Linked DNA regions of Homo sapiens: region 1 is linked to region 2. A link is a loop called in an ENCODE intact Hi-C map of the cell type or tissue named here. Cell type or tissue: heart right ventricle. All regions are shown on one strand. Each heading gives the region's core, and the rest is flanking DNA. Links, peaks and the distances in the headings are about the cores only.

Region 1 (10,686 bases), core at 901-8,900, 320 kb before region 2:
CTGGGTCTGAAATTGTAAAGAAAAAATGTGGGAAGGAAAGGTTGTAGCTAAAGGAATTTCCTCATTAATATGTGTTCTACAAATTGGAAAAGAATGCTGATGTTGGATTTTAGCTTCAGAATTCATTTGTGAAATGCCTGCAAAGAGGAAATATGAGAACTTTGGTTTTCTATAGCATGTTTTCTCAAATGGTACAGGATTAATGGATTATTAGTGTGTGGAGATAGTGGTTCCCCCAGTCTGTGGGATGATTTGGTGGGGACTAGGGAGCTAGAACCCCTGGGGTGATTGCCTGTGACCACAAACAGCCTTGTAAATTAATCTCCATCGACTCTTAAAATAATCATTTTCTGCGCCCACCGTAAAGTGAAAAGATTGGAAAACAATATAGTCACCTGTTTTATTTTATGCCTCTCTGAAAGCAGGTGCTTGAAGGCAGGACTCAGGTCTCATTCATTTATTTGTCTTTTTCAATGCATAGCATAAAGCCAGGCACACAATATTTACTCAATATATATTTATTACATAGAAATTGCTGACTCTCTGCTATGAGCAGGCACTGCAAGAAAAGCTGTGATGGTGAAGCAATGAGAGACTGCTTGAGGGGCCACTTCTCCAACAGCTGTTGCCTTGGAGGATGGAGAATCTTTTTAAGCACAGCTTAAAGGACACCTTAAATCTGAAATAGAGCAAATGACAAAGTGGTGAAAGAAGAGACACATAACACATTTCTGGAAAAAGAGAGTGAACCCAATCTCTGACAGGATTAGCAGGTTAATTAAAGAATCTGTCCTGATGATGCTGGCACATCTTCAATTCAGACTGACATTAACTCAAGACACAGGCCCCCATCTATCTTTTCCACCAGCTGCCATGAAGTTGAAATACTTACCAGACAAGTTGATTCTTAAGAATCTTCTAGGCACGTGTAACTCTATCCCAGGTGGAAGCCCACTCCAGGAGAGGTGATGAGTTAACTCATGGATTAGCAGGAATGGGGTTATCTGATTAACCTTGACCACCTAGTTATGGTCAGTGGGTATAATGAGCAACAGAAAGGGAAAGTTTAGATGGAGTGAGCAAATTAACACTCTCTGAGCATCTCTCACATGCCTGACACAGTGCTAAGCATATTGCCTCACTTATTTCATTTGATGTGCTGATTAAGAGTGGCTACTAAGGTATCAGGTAGACCTGGGTTCAAATCCCAGCTCTGTTATATTCTGACTGAATGACTCTGGATAGGCTACTTTTTTGTAAGCCTTGGTCGTCTTATCTGTAAGACAAGGACAATAATACCTTTGTATTAGTTTCCTAGGGATGCCATAACAAATTACCACAAATTTAGTGCTTTAAAACAACAGAAATGTATTCCTTTACAGTTCTGGAGGCCAGAAACTCAAAATCAAGGTGTCAGCAGAAGGGAGCTTCCTCTAAAGGCTCTAGAGGAGAATCTGCCCTTGCCTCTTCCAACTTTGGATGGCGCCAGGCATTCCTTGGCTTGTGACTGCATCACTCCCATCTCTGCCTCCTCCTTCACGTAGCCTTCTCCTCTGTGTCTTTTTCTATCCTGTATCTCATAAGGACATTTGTCATTGGATTTAGGACCTACCTGGGTAATGCAGAATGTTCTTATCCTGAGATCTCCAACTTATTGTCTATAGAGAGCTATGTCACAATATTATAAAGTCTGGGAACTAGATCTTATTCACCTCTGTTAACATGTTAAAATAGGTTCAGAGAGGTTTATTACCTTGTTCAAGGTCAAAATGGATTTCCTATACAGTGCTGAGTAACTGCGGACTCTCTGTTTTTGTCCCTCATTGTGAAGAGTGGGTTGGATCTTCCAATGCAGACCCTAAGACAAAAATTTGGGTACAAGTCGATTATTTGGCAAATGATCTTAGGAAACAGTGAGACACTGGGAAAGTGAACAAGGTAAGCAGAAAAGCCAGTGGAAGTTGCATTATTGTGTGTGCGTTACTGCTGTGGGCACTTGGGCCTAAACCCCACCAGGACCGTCTGGGAGGTTGATGTATATGAGAACACAGGTAACCTCCAGGATGGGCTGAGGGGATACCAGAGGGGCAATAAGAGCTTATCCTACCCTCATAAACTCTACAGTGGCAGAAATCTTGGGGGATCAAGGTAAGAGGAAGCACTGAAGTGAGGGATGAAAATGGGCAACAAAAGTCAAACTTAGCTTTTGGTAATTTTGCTTGGGCCACCCTTGGGATGTCTGATGGAATCGCAGATTCTCAGTGCTGGAGTGGGCATTACCAGTCATGGGATTTGACCTCACTCCCATTGAGGAGATTCCCTTTACAATAACCCATGTCCTCAGATTTGTCCTCAGGGTTGGTCTACAGCCACTGCTTAGATACACTGCCTGCTGAGGCTGACTGTTTTATTGCTGTACACCTCTAATCATGAAAAAGATCTTTATGTTGATTCAAAATTTGACTTGTTGGGTCTTCCACCCAGGAGAGCTAGTTCTTTTCCTTGAGCCCTCATTCTTCCTTAAGAGATCTACTTTGGCTTACACATTGCTTTTAGCTTTGCAATCCCTTCCTGTCCCTGCCCTAAAAGCTGTGGCTCTTTGGAAACACTGTATCCAGCTCCCATGGGGCTCCTGTTTATAATGGTCTAGGAAGTAACTTAAGTGGTTTTAGAATGAAATATAGCTGAACTGTTAGGGGCAATTTAAGCATATGGAACAGAAAGAAGAACATCTACTCAACAAATGCCAAATAAGCACTAACTTTGTGTGTCAGATCTGTGGCCAAGAGTCTGTTAGAAGATATGGACACACAATGATAAACTACAATGTCCAGGATAAAGGTCTTGAAAGGCCATTTCTAGAAGGAGCAGAATGAGGTGTGCCATGCTTACCAAAGCCTGAAGGACTACCTGCTCTGAGCATTGCAATTTCATCATGAAAACTGGGGAAGACTTCATGGAGGTGACATTTGAATTGGACTTTGATGAAAGGTTAGGACTTTAACAGACTCTAGTACTAGGAAGAAAAGAATCTGAAGATAGGGGAATGGCACAAAAATGTCCTAGAGATGAGGGCATGTATGCTTTATTCAGGGCATGGCAACTTATCAGGTGTTCCTAAGAGTTTAGAGTGTGTATGTTTATGTGTTTGTGTGGTTAGTAGCATATGAGGTTGGGATGGCATGTAACAGGCCCACTTAGATAATATTGTATGACACCTGGTCTTGACTTGTCCATTAGATGATAGAAATGTCTTCAAATGCTTTTGCACATGCAAGAGAATGATTCAGTTTTATTTTTAAAAACAGTCACTCTAATATCCTTGTGCAGGATAGGCCAAATTGTAGTGAAATTGGAGATAGGAAAATTAGGTAAGGTGGGAGTGCAGACATTAAGATAATTTACCCATCTATGCTTTTGCCCATTTTTTCATCCATTCTTTCATTCATCTGTCCATCCATCCCTCCAATCTTAAGCATTTACATGCAAATTTTTGTGGTAGAAATTAAGATTTTGAAGAAAGGAAAGATATTTTCTATCTTCAAGGGGGTTATGCTATAGTAGGGGTTGAATTGGGGAAGTGGAGAGGAGAAGGATAGAAAGATGTTTCGGGATTGAAGTAGACTCATCAGTGTCAAATTGCAAATGGATGGGAAAGAAGAAAAATGGAAAAAAATCCCTCACACTAGAGAGGGATACCTGAAATCCAAGCCCAGTTGTACTATTGGCTATACTATACTATACTATACTATACTATACTATACTATACTATACTATACTATACTACGCACTGGCTGTGTGACCATGGACAAGTCCCTATCCCTCTCTGGGCCTATTTTCCTCATCCACAAGGTTTGGACTAGGTGATTTCTTTCAGTGCTTGCCATTCCAGGATTCCATTCTTCTATCTCTTTGTCCATTAATTATTAAGAGAAAGAGTGATGGTTAGGAGCTGGCAAACATTGGGGTGTTTGGACATAGAAAGTGAGCACAGGGCAGTGTGAATCAGTGAGGAAACAGTTGGAGAGACAGATGACTAGGAACACAGGTTGGAATCAGGAAACAGGGGCTGTGAATGTCAGAATCATGAGCAGTAGTAAGAAACACAATTTTTACAGCTTCGTTCCATCACTTCATCTTCCAGCTTCTGACATGCTTCCCTGCTTCTGGCTCTAACCTGGCTGGAGTACCCCCAGAAACAACTGCTCAGAAGCCAGATAACCACAGTTTCTTCCCCTTCCATCTCAAGTGGGTCTAAGCCCTGGGCAGGCTTGAGGCAATCCCAGACTAGCAGGGTGTGGACCAGGGGACACTTGGGTAAGGACATGACTGCTCTTCTCCTCTGTGGGCTGAGAGCCTTATCACTCTGGACTAGAACTTGTTCACTTTTCTTGCCCTGGCCTCTCCTCAGGGCCTTTGTCCTACTTGGCAAAGAAAAGTCATAGAATCAGGGACCTAGGAGGACATGAGTGGTCACTGATTCTAGAAGACGGGGTGCTCCTTAAGGCAAGGGCCACACCTTGGTGCTTGCTGAATTCTCAGCCCCTAACAAGATACTGGTTCATAATAGGTGCTCAATCAAACCTCACTGAAGGAATAAATGATTGAATGATTGGCATCAATACATGCTCATTGAAGGAATGAATGAAAAATTGAATGATTGGAACTAATCATGTACAAATGACGAAGCTGAAGTCCAGGATGGCCAAGTGGCTACTGAAAAGAACACTGACTTTGGAGTCAGACAGAGCTGGGGTCATATCTTAGTGCCATTTCTTCTTGACTGTAGCTTTTTAAAATGAAGACAATATGTGCCCTGAAAAGAGCAGTTACGAAGATTAAAAAGATATTGCAGCTAAAGCGTCTAGAATGATGTGAGCACACAGTTTGCACCCAATATTTTTCAGCTCTAGCTCAAGGGTGTCCAGAGTATCAGTGGCAATTCTCTGACCTTTGGAAAGAACTAGGGGCATCATGTGAGGAACCCTTGTTTGAAAGGCTTTAAAGACCCTAGACAACCTAATCTGTGTAGGGCATCTTGGGATACAGCCTTCTTAGAGGGAGAAGGGGGATGGACCAAATGGCCTGGGACCCTTCCCAATCCGTTTTGGGTCTTGGAAACAAGGATGCACTTCTGATCCTGACCATGGGGTGGCACCAGCCCATCAGGTTAGGTAACTCACAGTGGCAGGCAAGGCCTCTTTGCTTCCCAGCAAGGGTGTTGGAAGAGGGTTGGGGTGGGGAATGAGCAGGAGTGGGGGTGGGGGAAGGAGCAGCCTAGAGAGTCCAGGTGTTTGTGCCTCTGTGTGCCAGTGTGTGTGTGCCTTTGTGCATGACTGGGTGGGGGTGGGCTGTAGAAGCATTATGAGGGTGTACGAGCATGTGTGTGAGTGTGTGTGTGTCTGCATGAGCACTAACGATTCAGAGAAAGGAGGCCTTTGTTTCACTCCTATTTATGTGCAGGGAAATCATTTGACGTAAATGAAATTGCTCTGCCCTAAGGATATTGTATATGGCTGTGGATGAAGTTAGGCTTGGGGACGTGGAATTTTCAAGATGTTAGAGGCACTAAAATTTGTTTAGTCAACCCCCCTCATTTTACTCATGGGATAAACCGAGGCTGGATGGGGGCTCTAACCAGGTATGCCATAGACCCTTGCTGGGCTGGGCCAGAGCTCTGGCTCCCTGACGCTGCCTACCAAGGTTTGAGTGTTTGAGCCTTGTGGCTTCCTCAGGACAAGGAGCTGGACCACCTGAATATGATGGGTGACCTCCAGGAAGCAAGCCCCGCAAGATGGGGCTGAGGACCCATTACTTAGTCTCACCTGCATTCAGTGGGCGCTTCTTGGCTTCTCCCTCTTGCACTTCACTCCTCACATCTTGATCCCAAAGCCAGCCCAGACAGGCCCTGTCATCCCCTAGGCAGAACCTCGAGGATAGCAGGCAGGTGACAGCCTGGGAGTAGAGTCCAGATCTCCTGTCTTCTACCCTGTGTTCTTTTCCTGCTGTCATTGCTTCCATCTTACCTTTGGGGAGGGGCTCTACCTGCCTCCTCAGTAACCAGGGGATCAGGCCTCAGGGGCACCAGGCCTCAACTCTGCCTTTTCAAGGAACTCAATGATGTCTCCATCCCTTTAATAAGGACCTTGAGCTATACCCAAGGCCTGATGATGGTCACAGAGATTTAGGCATGCAACTGGTATGCAGCTGGTAAAAATGATGGTGAGCCCCACCATTTGTTTGCGTTTACTCTGCTCTAAGGACTGGGCTGGGTTCTTTAGTTCTGGAGTCAGACTACCTGGGCTTGAAGTCTGCCTCCCTCACTGTCTAGCTCTGTGACCTACAGCCAAATTCCTAACCTCTCTGATTCCACATTTTAAAGTCAGAGATGTCATGTGTGCCTACCAGGGAGAGTTGTTGATAGGCTTAAATGAATTAACACACATAAAGTGCCTAACACTAATGTCTCAATACATGTTGTTACTGTTACACTTTAAATCTTACAACAACCCTGCCCCAAATGGGAGAGAGGATGCTCCCATATTATGAATGAGAAAACTGAGATCCAAGGAGTTGGTGTATTATATATGATTCAAAGTAACAGCTAGCAAATAGCGGGTATGATGCTAAAATCCAAGTCTCGATTCAGACCTTATGCCAGTCCTCTGAAATCCTTTATTGTCCCATTACCAAGTCCAGGAATGAAGGGTGGCCACCTTTATAAAATAAGTTCAATGAAAGCAAAATCAAATATTGTATATGTTTGCACATGTATATATAAATATGAAGGAGTAAGAAAGCATTTAAGAAAATAAAAAATGACTTTCTCCTGCACCTAGTGTTCTCATCAGGCCCCAGGTTTGTCTTGAATTCTAACAGGTTGGTACCAGGATGGTTTAGGAGACAGACATATCCCAGAAACCCTTCCTGGTCTGCCAGGAGTCCTGCACTCACAGCACCCTTCCCTCCCAAATTACCCATCCTTTTTTGATTCAAATCCATCCCACATGGATGGGTGTTCTGTACTGGGTAGCAGGATGGTGTACCCCAGACTCCCCAGCATAGTTCATAATCAGTGCCCCTTTATGAGCTCTATGCCAACGCATAATCTGTGTTATATAAAACATAGTTATGAGCCCTCATTACGGCTGGGAGGCCATAGTTAAAATAAAAGTTACCCAGTTGCAGATGTGCAATGTCAGGCCACTAATGAACCAGTCTGGCAACCTAGTGGGTCCTACCTGGTCCAAGGAAGGGCCTCTGCGCTGCTTCAACCCAGCCAGCATAAAGCCTTCAAGATAAGCACTGTTTGCTGGACCGCAGCTTTCTTGAAACTCCTCCCCATGATTCCTCCATCAGTGGAGGCTCCCTCCATCCCAGACTGGCAGTGAGCATCCAGGACATCTATAGCCATCCGTTCACCCAACCATCATCTTTGGGGCACCCATTCTGTGTGGCATTACAGAAGCCTCGATGAACAGTGTCAACTCTTGCTATGCCTTCATGGATCTTGCAGTCAACACCTTTAGGGGTTATAAGTGACAATTATGAATCAAATCACTGCCATTTTGGGATCTAGACTACCCATCTGATCCCGAATTGCGCAGAGCCAGCTAGGCAGGTGACCAAGTAGCTAACAACATGGCAGGTCAATTCTTGGGGAGCCTCGGATGAGGGAGGAAGGAACTGGGGAAACTGAATTGCTCAGTAGGAACACTGGGGTTGGAATCAGGAGCCAAAATTGGTAAACCAGTAAACAGAGTAAGACTCAGTCTCAAAAAAAAAAAAAAAAAAAGAAAGAAAGAAAAAAAGAAAGTGAATGAAGTCTCCCTGCTTCCAGTTTTGTTATCTACAGTTCATTCTTCACTCAGCAGCCACAGTGATCTGTGAAATCATACTACATTTCTCTCTGTCTTAAAGCTTTTCAATGGTTCCCCATTATTCTATGGCCTGTAAGGGTCTGGACAGTTTGTGTCCTCCCTCCTGCTTCTCAGGCCTTAGGTCTTAAGACTTACCATTCTTCCATCCTTCTCTACTCCACTACTTCGACCACTGCTCGACTGCTTCAAGCACACTGACCTTCTTTCTATCCCTGGAAACATTGGCAAGCTTAGTCCTTCCTCAGGGTCTTCACACCACTTTCTCCCCTGCTTCAGGGTCTTCACACCCACTTTCTCCCCTTGCCTGAAATGCTGCTCTCCCAAATTGTCACAAGGTTGGCTACTTCTTGTTATTTGGGTCTCAATTCCAATATCACCTCAGAGTTGCAGTGGGGATGGGAATTTTGATTTTTTCATCGTAGAATCGGTTGTAGGATCCTTGGAAAGCCAGCACCATACTGTGATGCCTGGGATATTTCTGGATTAGATCCTCATGGACCTAGGGAAAACTTCATCCCACCAGCAATGCAATCAGAAATGGAATAGATGTCTGCTCTTACAACAGGGATAGGAAGTGAAGAGATAGTTTGCCACCACAAATTTTGAGCTCTTAAAAAGATATTATTTCAACAGAGCAAATGGATTTTGTGTCTTTTCTTCTAGGCTTTTTCCATATAAATCAAGTGAAATCATTTTCCAAATGTTCATGTGCAAGGCATCATTCAGTTATTTGGGAAAATCTTACAGAGAACTTACTATACATTAGTTCCAGCTAAGGCACTGGGGTAGAAAAGATGAACAAGACTTGGCCACTTTCTCCAAGTATATGCAGATCAGAAGGGAGGCAGGCATGGCCATTATATCTGGAAACAGACCTCCTGAGTTCAAATCCTGGCTGGGTGTCTTTGGAAAATTTATTTAACAGCTATGTGTCTTATTAGCCTTCTCATTAGTAAAATGGGACTGACAAAAATAATGCTTCAGAGGGCCATTGGAAAGATTAAATGAATTAATATAAGAATAGAGCTAGCACAGTGTCTGGGACATTGTAAATGACAAATAAGTGCCAACTAATAAGGTTGTTATAAGGTAAAGTGAAGTAGGCTTTCAAGGGAGATGTACAAGGTGCCATGGGGACAAGAAACTGCTAGACAAGGACAGGAAGTACATCTTGCAGGAGACGAAAGTTACCTATGGAGTGGCAGCATCATGTCAAGGCAAGAGTAGGGTCTTTGGAAGATAGGCCTTTTTTTCAATTCTAGCTATGTTGTTTATCACCGTTGTGACTTTGGGCAGGTTATTTAACATTCTCTGTGACACAGGTATTGTCTCATGAGAGCATTGTGAACATCAAATAAAATGTCATGAGTGAAGTTTCTGGCACACGGTAGGTACTGGATAAAGGGCCCTGCTCACTAGCCCCATGAAGAATTACATTGTGAGTGGATGCTGTGTTGCATGGATCCCATCAGCCTTCTTGGGTTTTGCCCAACTGAAGAAAACTATCTCTTCCAGGGTTATGCCTCTTTTTAAGGGCAACCTGATTCCAATGTCTGATGACCTGGGAGCATAAAGACCCAGACTCTCACTACCATTAGAGATGACTCTGAGTGACCATCCAGGCTCCAGAGCTCTCTATGGGGCCAAGTGAGGTCTTAATTGGGACTGCATTACAGCTCAGTGTCTCCCTCTGCCCTTCATGTTTCCTTCATTTCTTGTCTTAGTAAGCTCAGGCTACCATAACAAAATATCACCAACTAGGTGGCTTAAACAACAGAAATTTATTTACTTACAGTTCTGGAGGCTAGAAGTCCAACATCAAGTTTGGTTGAAACCAACCAGCAGGGTTGGTTTCTGATGAGGGCTCTTTTCCTGGCTTGCAGATGGCTGCCTTCTTGCTGTATCCTCATGTTGCTTTTCCTCTATGTTCACGGGGAAAAGAGATTTCTGGTGTCTCTTCCTCTTCTTATAGGGACTCCAGTCTTATCAGATTATGGCTTCACTCTTATGACCCTATTTAACCTTAATTATCTCCTTGAAGGCCCTAACTCCAAATACAGTATCACTGGGGGCTAAGATTTCAGCATATGAATTTTGGGGGAACATAGTTCACTCCATAATAACTCCCTTTAACAGGAGTGGATCTTAAATGTACTCCTTAGTAATGCCTCCCACTGTCTGTCAGTTGAGTGTCTTCTGGGGAATCCAAGGTGCAGACACACTTCTAAATAATCTCAGTGTACATTGTGCCTGGAACATAGTAGTTACTCAATTCATCTTTATTGAATAAAATGATATTTGGACAAATATTTATTAATAATGGTCAGAGAAAATAAAAATCCAGCTATTCCATTATGGGTTTTTATTTCAGTATTCATGTACACAAACACCACAAACTGTAGCCCAGGGATCATAAGATCAAGCAGCCTTTATTTGCCACATAGGAAAGGGGGTCATCTGACAGGTCTAGGTTCTAGTTAGGAAGGTCTAAAGGGAAGAATGGAGAAAGAAATTTCCCTTATTGACTGCCTTCTGTAAGCCAGTACTATGCTAGAAGCCTTGCTGGCACAGATTTTCATACATACAGCTCAACTGCTCTGTGAAGTAGAGATCTTTGCTAACTCCACCTGAAAGACAGAGAAACTGAGGTTTCCTGTTCAAGGTCACACAGCCAGCCAGTGGCACAGTTGAGAATCAATCCTTACACAGCATCCAAGGCCCTGGAAGGAAGATAAGAGTCCCTAGATCCACTCTCTTTCATCAGAGGCATCACCTCCAGGTTGGCAGTGACAGGCCTGTCCTCCCT
Region 2 (10,686 bases), core at 1,042-9,041:
ATTTGGCTTCTTCTATCCCCTTTTCAAATGCTAGGAAAAGTCAACATCACATTTCATATAGATGGAATTGTAGACTCAGAGTCAGAGACAGAGAAAACATAAGGATGATCTAGTTCAATGCTGCTCCCTTACAGATGCAGAAATGGAGGCGCAGAGAGGTTGCTTGACTTTCCCATGGTAAAACAGGATGAGAGTGTCTTACCTCTTATAGCTTATACATTAAGATAAAAACAAACATATAAAAACACAAGATTATCTTGTTTTGTTCTATCCTCATTTCTTCACATCCTGTGCCAGACATCAGCTCCCTCCTTCTCTTTCCTTTTTCTTTACTCATTTATGTATTGGTTCAACAAATGTTTATTGATGCACTATTGTGAAGTTACATTCAGGGAAGAGACAGGAATTTAGGAAGAATAAGTAATATAGAGCAAGAGAGAAAAAAGAAAAGTAAAGAGAAGAACAAAAAAAGTAACAGAGAAAGAAGTAGAGAGAGAAATAAATACAGAAAGAGAAGGAAGAAAGGAAGGAAGGAGGGAAGGAAGGAAGGAGAGGGAGGGAGGGAGGGAGGGATGGAGAGGGAAGGAAGGAAGGAAGGACAACATCAACTGGCCACTTTCTATTGGATAGACACTTTTCCAAGCATTTTACATGTATTAACTCATTTAATTCACCCAGAAACCCTATATGGTAGTCACTATTCTTATCTCCAATTTAGGATGAGGAGCCTGTAGCACAGAGACCTGAAATAAATCACCCAAGGTTGGAGGGCTGGAAGGTAGCAAGGCCAATATGCAAACCTGGCAGATCTGGCTCTAGAGGACTTAGTTGGGATCTATGCATGTAATCGTGTTGTAATGTCCTCCATTTGCCCTGATGGCCACTGGAAGTGGATTAGATACTTACAGTAAGAGCAGTATTGCTCCTGAGAGTCTTTATCATCTTTTCTCAGTGGAGAACCCTCATCACGATTTGTCATGGACCATCAGTGCCTAAGATGCGAAGGGAGAAATGTATTGCACATAAAACCATCAAGCAGAGGATCCTGTAAGGGAAAAGGATCATGGAATTTAGAGCCATGGGACCCAGGGTTTAGCTGTGTCCCTGCCACTCCCTAGCTATGCCATGGGATGAGTCAATCCATCTCTTCAACTGTCTGGCTCCTCATGTGGAAAATGGGAATTATAGTTGATCTGACCCTATCTACTTCAGAAAATCAAATTAAGGTGAAAGAAGTTTACAATATCAAACGTCAAAACCAGTGTGAAATCAAACACAACCACCAGTCTTTCTCTCCTTAATTTTGTGTAGATGTTTATTAAAATAGAAAGAAAGAAGCTCTGTGGGGTTGGGCGGTGCTGAATTTAGAATGAGGATGATGGAGAAAACCCAAAAAGGAAGGCTTAGGTGATGAGCTTCCAGTGGGTAAGGGGAAGAAGGTGGATTATTTAGGAAGAAGCAGAAAGGGCCCTGTGGATAGTTAATTGTCTTTGGATAAATGGATGGTTATAGTCATTCATTCATTCATTCAATTAGTATTTATTGAGTGCCTCCTATGTACCAATGACAGTGCTAGATACTGGGGTACAGTGGTTTAGAGAAGAGACACAGTTCTGGTCCTCATGGAGCTTGCAGTCTGCAGAAAGTCAGACACTGAACAAAGATGCACAGAATTTAAATGCATAATAATAAACTGTGACACATGCTATGAGACCAAGGAAAATAAGAATTTTCTATAAGAGAGAAAAACAGTATTGGGTAGGTGAGGACACACTGAAGGACTCAATGCCCTAATTAGTCAATGCCATAATTATGGGAATAATTCCCATTCTTCCTCCCCACCACTCACCAACTGCTATTTGAAAGGTCATAGGTCTCTGCTCCATACAGGCATGTACTATTTTAATTCAATAAGCAATCTTTTGAGTGCCCAATAAAAATATGTGGGTATATCCCCAGGCATCAGGTGTCAACCTGCCTTCATAGTCAGCCCTGGCTGCAGCCCCCTTTGATGGGATCCCTGCATATCATTTTTATTCCTATTTTACAGATTTAAAAAATGTTCACAATAGTTCAATGATTCATCCAAGACAACACAGCTAGAAAGTCCAGACCAGGGTTTAGGACTTTTGATAGCAAATCAAGGGCTTTTTCTGTTCACACAGAATAAAATCCTAACCCCACCAGGTCCAGGATGTCATGTCTTTGCCTCATCTCTTGCTACCTTCCCTCTTCTTTACCCTGCTTCATCCACACAGGCCTTCCTAGGATGCAAAAAGATTTTCCCTGCTTCAGAGGCTACGCATCAGCTCTTTTTTCCTATGTCTGGAATGCTCTTCCTTGATTTTTTACTTGGCTACCATCTTTTATTTTTAAATCAGCTTTATTGAAGCATAATAATAATAATAATAATTATCATTATTATTATTATTATTTTTGAGATGGAGTTTCACTCTTGTTGCCCAGGCTGGAGTGTAATGGTGTGATCTCAGCTCACTGTAACCTCTGCCTGTCAGGTTCAAGCGATTCTCCTGCCTCAGCCTCCCAAGCAGCTGGGATTACAGGTGCACACCACCAGGCCCAGCTACTTTTTGTATTTTTAGTAGAGACGGAGTTTCACCATGTTAACCAGGCTGGTCTTGAACACCTGACATCAGGTGATCCACCCACCTCGGTCTCCCAAAGTGCTGGGATTACAAGCGTGAGCCACTGAGCCCAACCTGAAGCATAATTTGTATGAATAAAATTCACTCCTTTTCAGGGTTCAGTTTGATGAGTTTTGACAACTTTATAAATACACTTAGGCAACCACCGTTACATTTCCATCACCTTGGGAAGTTTCCTCCTGCTCCTTTGCAGTCCATCTTTTGCCTATACCCCAGGCATCCTTTTCATATAAGATGCAGTCCATCTTTTGCCTATACCCCTTCCTCCTTTTCATCTAAGTTTCAGCTTAATTATCGCCTCTTCAGAGGCCTTTAGAAGCAATGCCTTCCCTGACCATCCAAAAGCTCTCTTCCATGCTCCTCCTCCTTCATTCTCTTTCAAAGAGTCTGGCTGTTCTCTTTCTTGCACTTACTACAAGATGTGCCCATTTTATCGACTTACTTGTTTGCTCTATTTCTGTCTTCTCCAAACAATATAACCTCCATAAGGGAAGGGTCGTTGTCTTTATTAATGCTTGTAACCCCAGGGCACAGTGCTTGGCACATAGTAGAATAAATATTTATTAAATGCATGAATGAATGCATGGATAAGTGGTACTGCATCCTTCTGTGTGCAAGTAGCTGAGGATTCATGGCTGAATCAGAGATGATTTCTATGCTTATGGAGTTCACAATCAAATGGAAGTCTTGTGACAGGCACACAGATAACACCGACACAGATAATCCCTAATGCTTGGATAATGCACTACTATGCACGTATAAGCCATTTACTGTGTGCCAGGCCTTGTTCTAATTCCTTTGTATATATATATTCACTCATTTTATCCTCATGGCAACCGTATATGGAAGTTACTACTGATATTGCTGGTTTAAAGATGAGGAAAACTAGGAGTTTTCCTAGTCAGGCTGAGTCACTTACCGCAGATAAGCTAGCTTGTGAGTGGAGAAGTCAAGATTTGGGACCATGCTATTTTGCAGGGCTGCCTGATCCATGCCCCAAGAGAGGGTCACATAAGGGATCCAGAGAATACGGAGAAAGCTGAAGGCAGGCCCAGCTCAGACTCAGGTCAGACTTGCAGGGCAGGCGAAGTTCTAACTCTGGAAACTGGAAACCGGGACAATTGTCTCTGGAAGCCCTACATCAGGTCCAGTTCAAGCAGCCAGAGACAGCCCTCCAAACCCAGGGGCAGGATTTTCAGGCCTCTAAAGGAGACTATAGCCGGATGGGGAGGGAGTGGCTTGCCCTCGTGCCCCTGTGTCCCCAGGGGTCCAGTTACCCCAGTGACAGTGCAAGCCAGAGCATCAGGGCTTCAGGTGGCCAGCTGAGTTGTTCCCACAAGGCTGCAACACGTATCCGGAACACATTGGGAACTGGGGCTCCAGGCCGAGAGGCCTGAGCGCCGCCTGGGGATCTGGTCCATCTGGGTGGCAGCTTCCCAGAGGCCTGCCGCGCTCGGCCTGCAGTTCTCCGCTGCGGACGGTAGGTGGCAGCGGGTCGTGAGAAATGGCCCTCGCCTGGCCCTGGCTGCGGAGACCCAGCCTGGAGAAAAACGTGGCTGGGCTTCGGCCGCCGAGCGAGGGAGAACCGCGCCCCCGGGGTGGGGCTTGGGGGCCGCCCTGGGACTCGGTGGCTTCTGCCCGAGCGGAGGTCAGCGAGGACCCGGGAGGCAGCGCCTGGATGGAGCTGGACGGGGAGGGCTCTGCTGGGGCTCCTGGTCCCCATGCGGCTGTGCTGTCATGGGGAGCCCTGGGGACCCTGGCACCCTCGTGAGGGCCCAGCCCGCCGACTCCTTAGCCAGAACTTGTGCCCAGCGTGGGAATTTTCTTCCTGAGCAAACAACTTTTTTTTTTTTTTTTTTAACTGAGGAAGAAACTGCCCTTCAGAGAGGTTAAGGGACTGGCTGTGGCCACATGGCTCTTGCGTGGCTGTGCAGTTATTAAAACCTGGTCCTGTCTGACGAGAATCGTGCTTTTTTCCACTGTGCCAATACCCAGTGGGGGATTCCCTGGTGTGAGCGCCTGGGGATAACGGGGGTGTCTTCTAGTCTGCATTTACAGTGAGGAACTCGGCTACGCCAGGGTGTGGCCATGGGCCCCCGCTCCCAGGCACTGTGCAGTGAGGGGGTGGCTGAGACGACCGCTGGATGGCCTTGGAGAGCCCTAATTCCCTCCCAAGCCCTAACTCTCCAGGCCCCCTGCCCTGGCAGCCTCTGAGCATTAAATCTGACCAGACCTGCCCCTGCAGGGTCTGAACTCCGGACGCCCCCCACCTCTGTCTACCTACTCTTATTGTACTGGATTTCAACCCGTCTCCCCACCTCTGACATTTGAAAGCACTTTTACTCTCGGGAATTCGTTAGCTCTTTACAACCACCCCGTAAGGCAAAAAAAAAAGAAGGGATGTTTACATTTACAGAAGAGGAAACCGAGGCCTCAGAGAAGTGATTTGCCAAAGGGTACCAAGCAAGTTCGCGGCTGAGCCGGGTCTTGAACCTTAGGTCTTCATAGCTGCCTCCTGCGACAAGGCGGGAGCAGCGCTGGTGCAGAGCTCTGGAGCGGCCGGCAAGCCGAGCAGCGGAGGCCCTTCCATGCCTCTTCCTCTCCCGGAGGCAGACGGGGAGCGGCCGACAAATTAATTCACGCTATCTTTACATTATGTATAATGCGGCATGATTTTATTTTGCTTCATTCCCGAAATCTTTTACAGTAATTAGTAGCGGAGTAAAATATAAAAATTAATGCAATATAACACTTTAATGGTAATAATACACTATCCTGTCTAATTAATAAAATCTGTTGTTTCCAAGCACGATTATTTATTTGACAAATTGATAGCACACATCCTGTTCATACCCTCTTTCCTAGCTCCCATCCTTTCAGTTTATCGAATAAAACTGTAGCAGGAAAATAAACAGATTGTCTTCTGACCTGACAAGCAAGTGAGAAATAAACCTCTCACTCATACATCCCTAATTGTTCTCAGCAATATCCTCTAACACATGTCCAGATTGCTTAAAAATGAATCTTGATTCCTCCCCCCCGCTTTTTTTTTTTTTTTTTAAATTGCGTCTCCTTATTTTAGAGAAAAGAGACCTTTCCTCCCTTTCCTCTGGGTAGTGTTTATATCGGGGCAGTTGGAGGGATATAAATTTTGTGACTGTGTTCAGAAATTCTGATGGCCTTGCTAACAGAGTGAGGCGATTGTTCAGGCCATGCCAAAGAGAGAGAGAGAGAGAAAGAAAGAGAAAGAGAAAGAGAGGAGGTCCGGGCTGCTCTGAGCCGCTGCCGAAGAACGCTGAACCCATCGCGAAGGCTGCAGGAGAGGATCAGCAAGGGAGCAGGGAGCAGTGAGGTTGCAGGATTGTCATTGGGAGTTGGCAAAAACGAAACTGGGGAAGGGGTTAGGGCAGGATACCCAGACCTGGCAGTATTTGCAGGTAGTACTAGGGAATAAGGAACAAGGTCCAGCATCATTATGTGTGGAACTTGGGATGAAACAACGATCTAATTACAAACCCGAATGCATGCTATTTTATGTAATACGGGGGCATTTTACATGCCAAGTGTGAAAATGCGAAAGCATTTTAAGCTATAAATAGGGCCTCAGAGATAGAGATACAGAGAGACATGGAGACAGATGGAGAAAAAGAGAGAGTCAGACAGAGACAGAGAGAGCACGCGAGAGCAGGACAGAAAGAGAGAGAGACTTACCATCTGCAGGTTATTTTGCAGCACTTTTCTCTGAAAGAAAAATTATGTGATGTGATCTGTGTTCGGGGAAAAGCTATGCTATCCTCAGCTTTCAAGCTACATTTACTATAATAAAAAAGGAAAAAAAAATCTCCAAGTGCACACAGGTGAAAAAAGTCACCCTCTCATGGAAACTGGCCTCAATACAGAAAAAGAGATACACACACACACACACACACACACCCCTGCTTGCACAATCCATGGATGAGTCTCCAGAGTCCTTTCTTTTGTATAGAAAAGTTCTACGATCTTATGGGCATTAGGTTCAACACACATACACACACACACAGACACACACAGGCACAATGCAGATATGTGCACATACCACCACTACACACACACCCTTTTGAGCCCAGGCCCTTGAATCAGTGCAGTCATGCCCCATTGGTGAGACTCCCCAGGCCACTTCCTGGGCCACCACAGTAATCCCTACCTTCCACTGAAGTCTGAATACTCTGATTTTATTACCCACCCCCACCTTTCTCTCTTGATCCATCTCCCCATCCCCACCACCATTGTGCTAGTGCATTATTTTAATAATAAAAATAATAATTTAAATAAAATTCTTCCAGGCTGGGCGCAGTGGCTCACGCCTGTTATTCCAGCACTTTGGGAAGCTGAGGCAGGTGCATTGCTTGAGCTCAGGAGTTCAAGAACAGCCTGGGCAACATGGTGAAACCCCATCTCTACCAAAAATACAAAAGATTAGTCAGATTTGGTGGCATGTGCCTGTGGTCCCAGCTACACGGGAGGCTGAGGTGGGAGGATGGCTTGAGCCCAGGAAGCAGAGTTTGCAGTAAGCCGAGATCACGCCACTGCACTCCAGCCTGGGCAAGAGAAAAAAAAAAAAAAAAACTTCCATAAAATAGGTGCTGACTCCAGTTTTTGCCAGCACACAGGTATGCAGAAGGTGACCAACAAGTTTGAATACTTTACCTTTCTGAAAGTGCTCCCCTATGAATTGTTTAAGGGCAAGGGTTACTACACTCACTTTATAGATAAGGAAACAGGTCATTTCTTTCTGAAGGGAAACAACTGGGATGTTCAGTGAAAAATCTTTACTGAACACTATGGGTGGGTCAGGTACTATTCAAATGCTTGATAGGCATTATTTCATTGAATCCTCAAAATAAATGTATGAGATGGGTCCAGTTGTTACCCTCAGTATTATAGATGCAGAGTCTGATATTCAGAAGGTTTATATAATTTGAGAAATTACACAATTATACAGTGCGTATATAATAGCACTGGAGTTTGAACCCACACCTGTCTGGATTTGAGGTTCCTAAAGCCATGTTTTAATTCCAGCTCTGATATTCACTGGCTGTATTACTTTGAGCAAGTAACATTTCTGAGACTCGGTTCTCTTAACTATAAAATGAAGATGAAAATTCTCACCGCTGATATGAAGGTTAAATGTGACATATATATACTGCCCAGCAGAGAGTCTCAGCAGGGATTAGGAGTTTAATCAAGTCTACTCTTCCTTTCATTTTTACTTTTGTCCATCTTGCATTAGCCACTCCCCAGAAGTTACCTGAAAGATAACTCAGTTTGTTGGGGCTACAACCAGTTGACAGCTTGGGGCTTCAAGCCTTTGTTTCACCATTTGCAAGATAAGGAAATAACAGCTATTCATGAGGATAAACTGAGTTAAAGCATAAGCAGCCAGCACAGTGCCTGGCACATGGACGGTGCTAAAATAAATATTTGTGAAAGAAAAGAAGGGAGGGAAGAAAGAACCAGAATAATGGTGCCCAGGTATTCAAGAACTCGCACTCAGCAGCTCTTAGGGCCCGGGGATTGGTCCCACCAGGCTCTGCCAAAGGTTGAGTAGGAATGTTCCTGCAGATGGTGAATGTCCTGTGGACCTGCTCAGTGCTATTGATCAATGTGTTTTATGATGGATCTAATTAAGCTCTCTAACGAGGGATCACAAGATAACAATTTATCCCGGAACCATCACTCATTAAAATGCCATTTCAGGAGATGACATCGTTCCAGCCTTAATTGGCAGAGTTTGCGTGACTGGAATCCCTTGGGAGCAGAGATGCCCCTTGTCGTTTGCTTGTCACCTCTGTGGTGAGAGGGGCTTAGAACAGCCCTGAAAGGCACATGAATTTGTCAGGTATTGCCATAGCCCAGGCTCCACCTACCCTGCTGCAGGTGGCTTTCTGGAGCGGGTGACTCAGCAGGTCACTGACAGGAGCCTGTGGCTGTGCAGAGGCCCGGTTTTGGAATAAGAAACCCAGAACTTTAGTCAGCTCCTGGAATGACAAGGCAGGAAGACTTAGGAAGTGACCATTCCCATCAGCCTCAGTTTCCTCTTCTATAAAGAGGCCTTCCCTGCCTGCCTCCTGGGTTGGTGGAAGATTTAAGGAGATCATGGAAAGGCTTATAGAGCAGTGGAAAGAGCACAGACTTGTAAGTGAGATTCTCCAGGTTCAAATTCTTGTTCTTCAACCACTGGCTGTGTGACTATAGACAAGCTACTTAGTGTCTCTGAACGTTGGTTTCTTCAATAATAGTGCCTAACTCAATAGGATTCTTGGGAGGATTTTAAGAGCTTTATAATCAGCTTGGTTTCTGAGGATCCCAGGGACACAGAGATGAAAAGGCATGGGGGTTTTCTGAGAGAGCCTGTAATGCCTTAGTATCAGAATAATAACTGTGTCACGACAGATTACAAACCCAAAGAGGACCAGAAAAAGCTATGGTGGCTATACCCACAAGGGAGGAGGAGGCATCTGAGCTAGATCTTGAAATAGAAGACCTTTCCTAGTTGCAGAATAGAGGAAAGGGCATCCCAGGATGAGTGAGCCCTCAGCACAAATAAGCAAAGCACCTGAGGTTGGAGAGAGTTCGTGCGTTCAGAATGCAGTAGTGCTCCCTTCTCCGTGGATAATGCCTGAAACCATGGATAGCACCAAACCCTGTATAAAAGACGTTTTTCCTATACATATTCCTATGATAAAGTTTAATTTATATATTAGACATAGTAAGAGTTTAACAACAACTAATAAGAAAATAGAATGATTATAACAATATAATAAAAATTAGGTGAATGTTATCACTCTTTCTCAAAATATCTTATTGCATTGCACTGTAAGTTAAACAAGGGTTACTTCAACACAAGCACTGTGACAGTCGGTGTGATAACCCAGAGGGCTACTAAGTGACTATCCGGCAGGTAGCATATGCACTGCACAAAGGATGGTTCATGACCTGGGTGGGGCCAAGATTTCATCACACTGCTCAGAACGGCATGCAATTTAAAACTTGGGAATTATTTATCTCTGGAATTTTCCATTTAATATTTTCAGACCACAGTTAACCACAGGTAACTGAACTGTGGAAAGCTGCTGCGTCATCCCATTGCGGAAAGGCGGAAGGGCAAGCAAGCAGGTGCGGAAGATATCGCAGTGCTCCAGAGCTCCCTTTTTACAGCAACCCACATTTCACTCCTGTGGTAATGGCATGAATCCATTCAGGAGGGCTCCACCCTCATGACCCAATGTCCATCTAAAGGCCCCACCTTGCAGCACTGCTGCATTAAGAATTAAGGTTCCAACACATGAACTTTTGGGGGACGTATTCAAATCGGAGCACCTTGCAAAGTATTTGGATTTCCTTATGAAGGTCACTGAAACCTCACATTGGGTGAGTTTGATGAAGTCTCATTATAGAGCTTGGACCTCAGAGGAGGAGAAGGGAGGAAGATACAGGTGCTTCTGCCAACAAAGGTGGCTTGGAGCCTTCAGAGCAGACCTCATGTTTCCCAGGACCAGGAAGAACAGGGCCCCCGTGTCCTAAGTGCCATAGACTTGTCAGGAGCATTTGCAGAAACCAAGATGGCAATGGTGCCTTGAATTTTGGACTGCTTTCCTCCCAGAGAAGGAGACTGGGTGTGAGGTGGAGGGAATTAAAACTTGTAGAGCTGCTATCATGCATTAGGGGATGTAGCATTCGATTCTCACAACACTCACCATCAGGTATAATTGTCCCCATTTACTAAATGATGTGTTTGGGTCTCAGAAAGGGTTAGTGACTTCTCCAAGGTAACCTGCTAATAAGAGCAAAGTCAGGATTTGAGCTGTGGTCAGTTGGTGCCAAACCAGTGCTTCTATCACTTCATGCTGTCTCACTAAACATTGTCACATTTAGGACCTCCATTCCTCAGGTTTGAGATGTGGGTGATTTAGCTCCATCTTTCAGAAGGGGAGCTTGAGACCCAAAGAATTCTTCAAGAAGCACCTTGCTCGTGGACACT

What was found. Hi-C counts contacts between places; a loop is a spot of excess contacts. Peaks named below come from ENCODE experiments on the same cell type or tissue, not always from the same donor. Only the 100,000 strongest peaks of a DNase experiment are listed, where the experiment ranks them.
Region 1: a loop joins it to region 2, with 4 times the contacts of the local background. A loop is called at or near these places in 32 of 110 quality-filtered maps.

Annotation. Positions count from the first base shown.
Region 1 is chr11:15,322,740-15,333,425 of GRCh38, forward strand. No RefSeq gene overlaps it. Among named protein-coding and RNA genes, the nearest start is that of INSC, 210 kb to the left of the region's middle. In heart right ventricle, for the core only: a CTCF peak has its summit at 5,143; a DNase peak (open chromatin) is centred at 5,162.
Region 2 is chr11:15,646,030-15,656,715 of GRCh38, forward strand. The region is part of intron 4 of LINC02751 (long intergenic non-protein coding RNA 2751); the gene reads left to right. Among named protein-coding and RNA genes, the nearest start is that of LINC02751, 99 kb to the left of the region's middle. RefSeq lists a silencer at 4,285-4,374. In heart right ventricle, for the core only: CTCF peaks have their summits at 4,142 (motif pointing right) and 4,354; a DNase peak (open chromatin) is centred at 4,202; H3K4me3 peaks cover 1,570 bases; H3K27ac peaks cover 2,795 bases.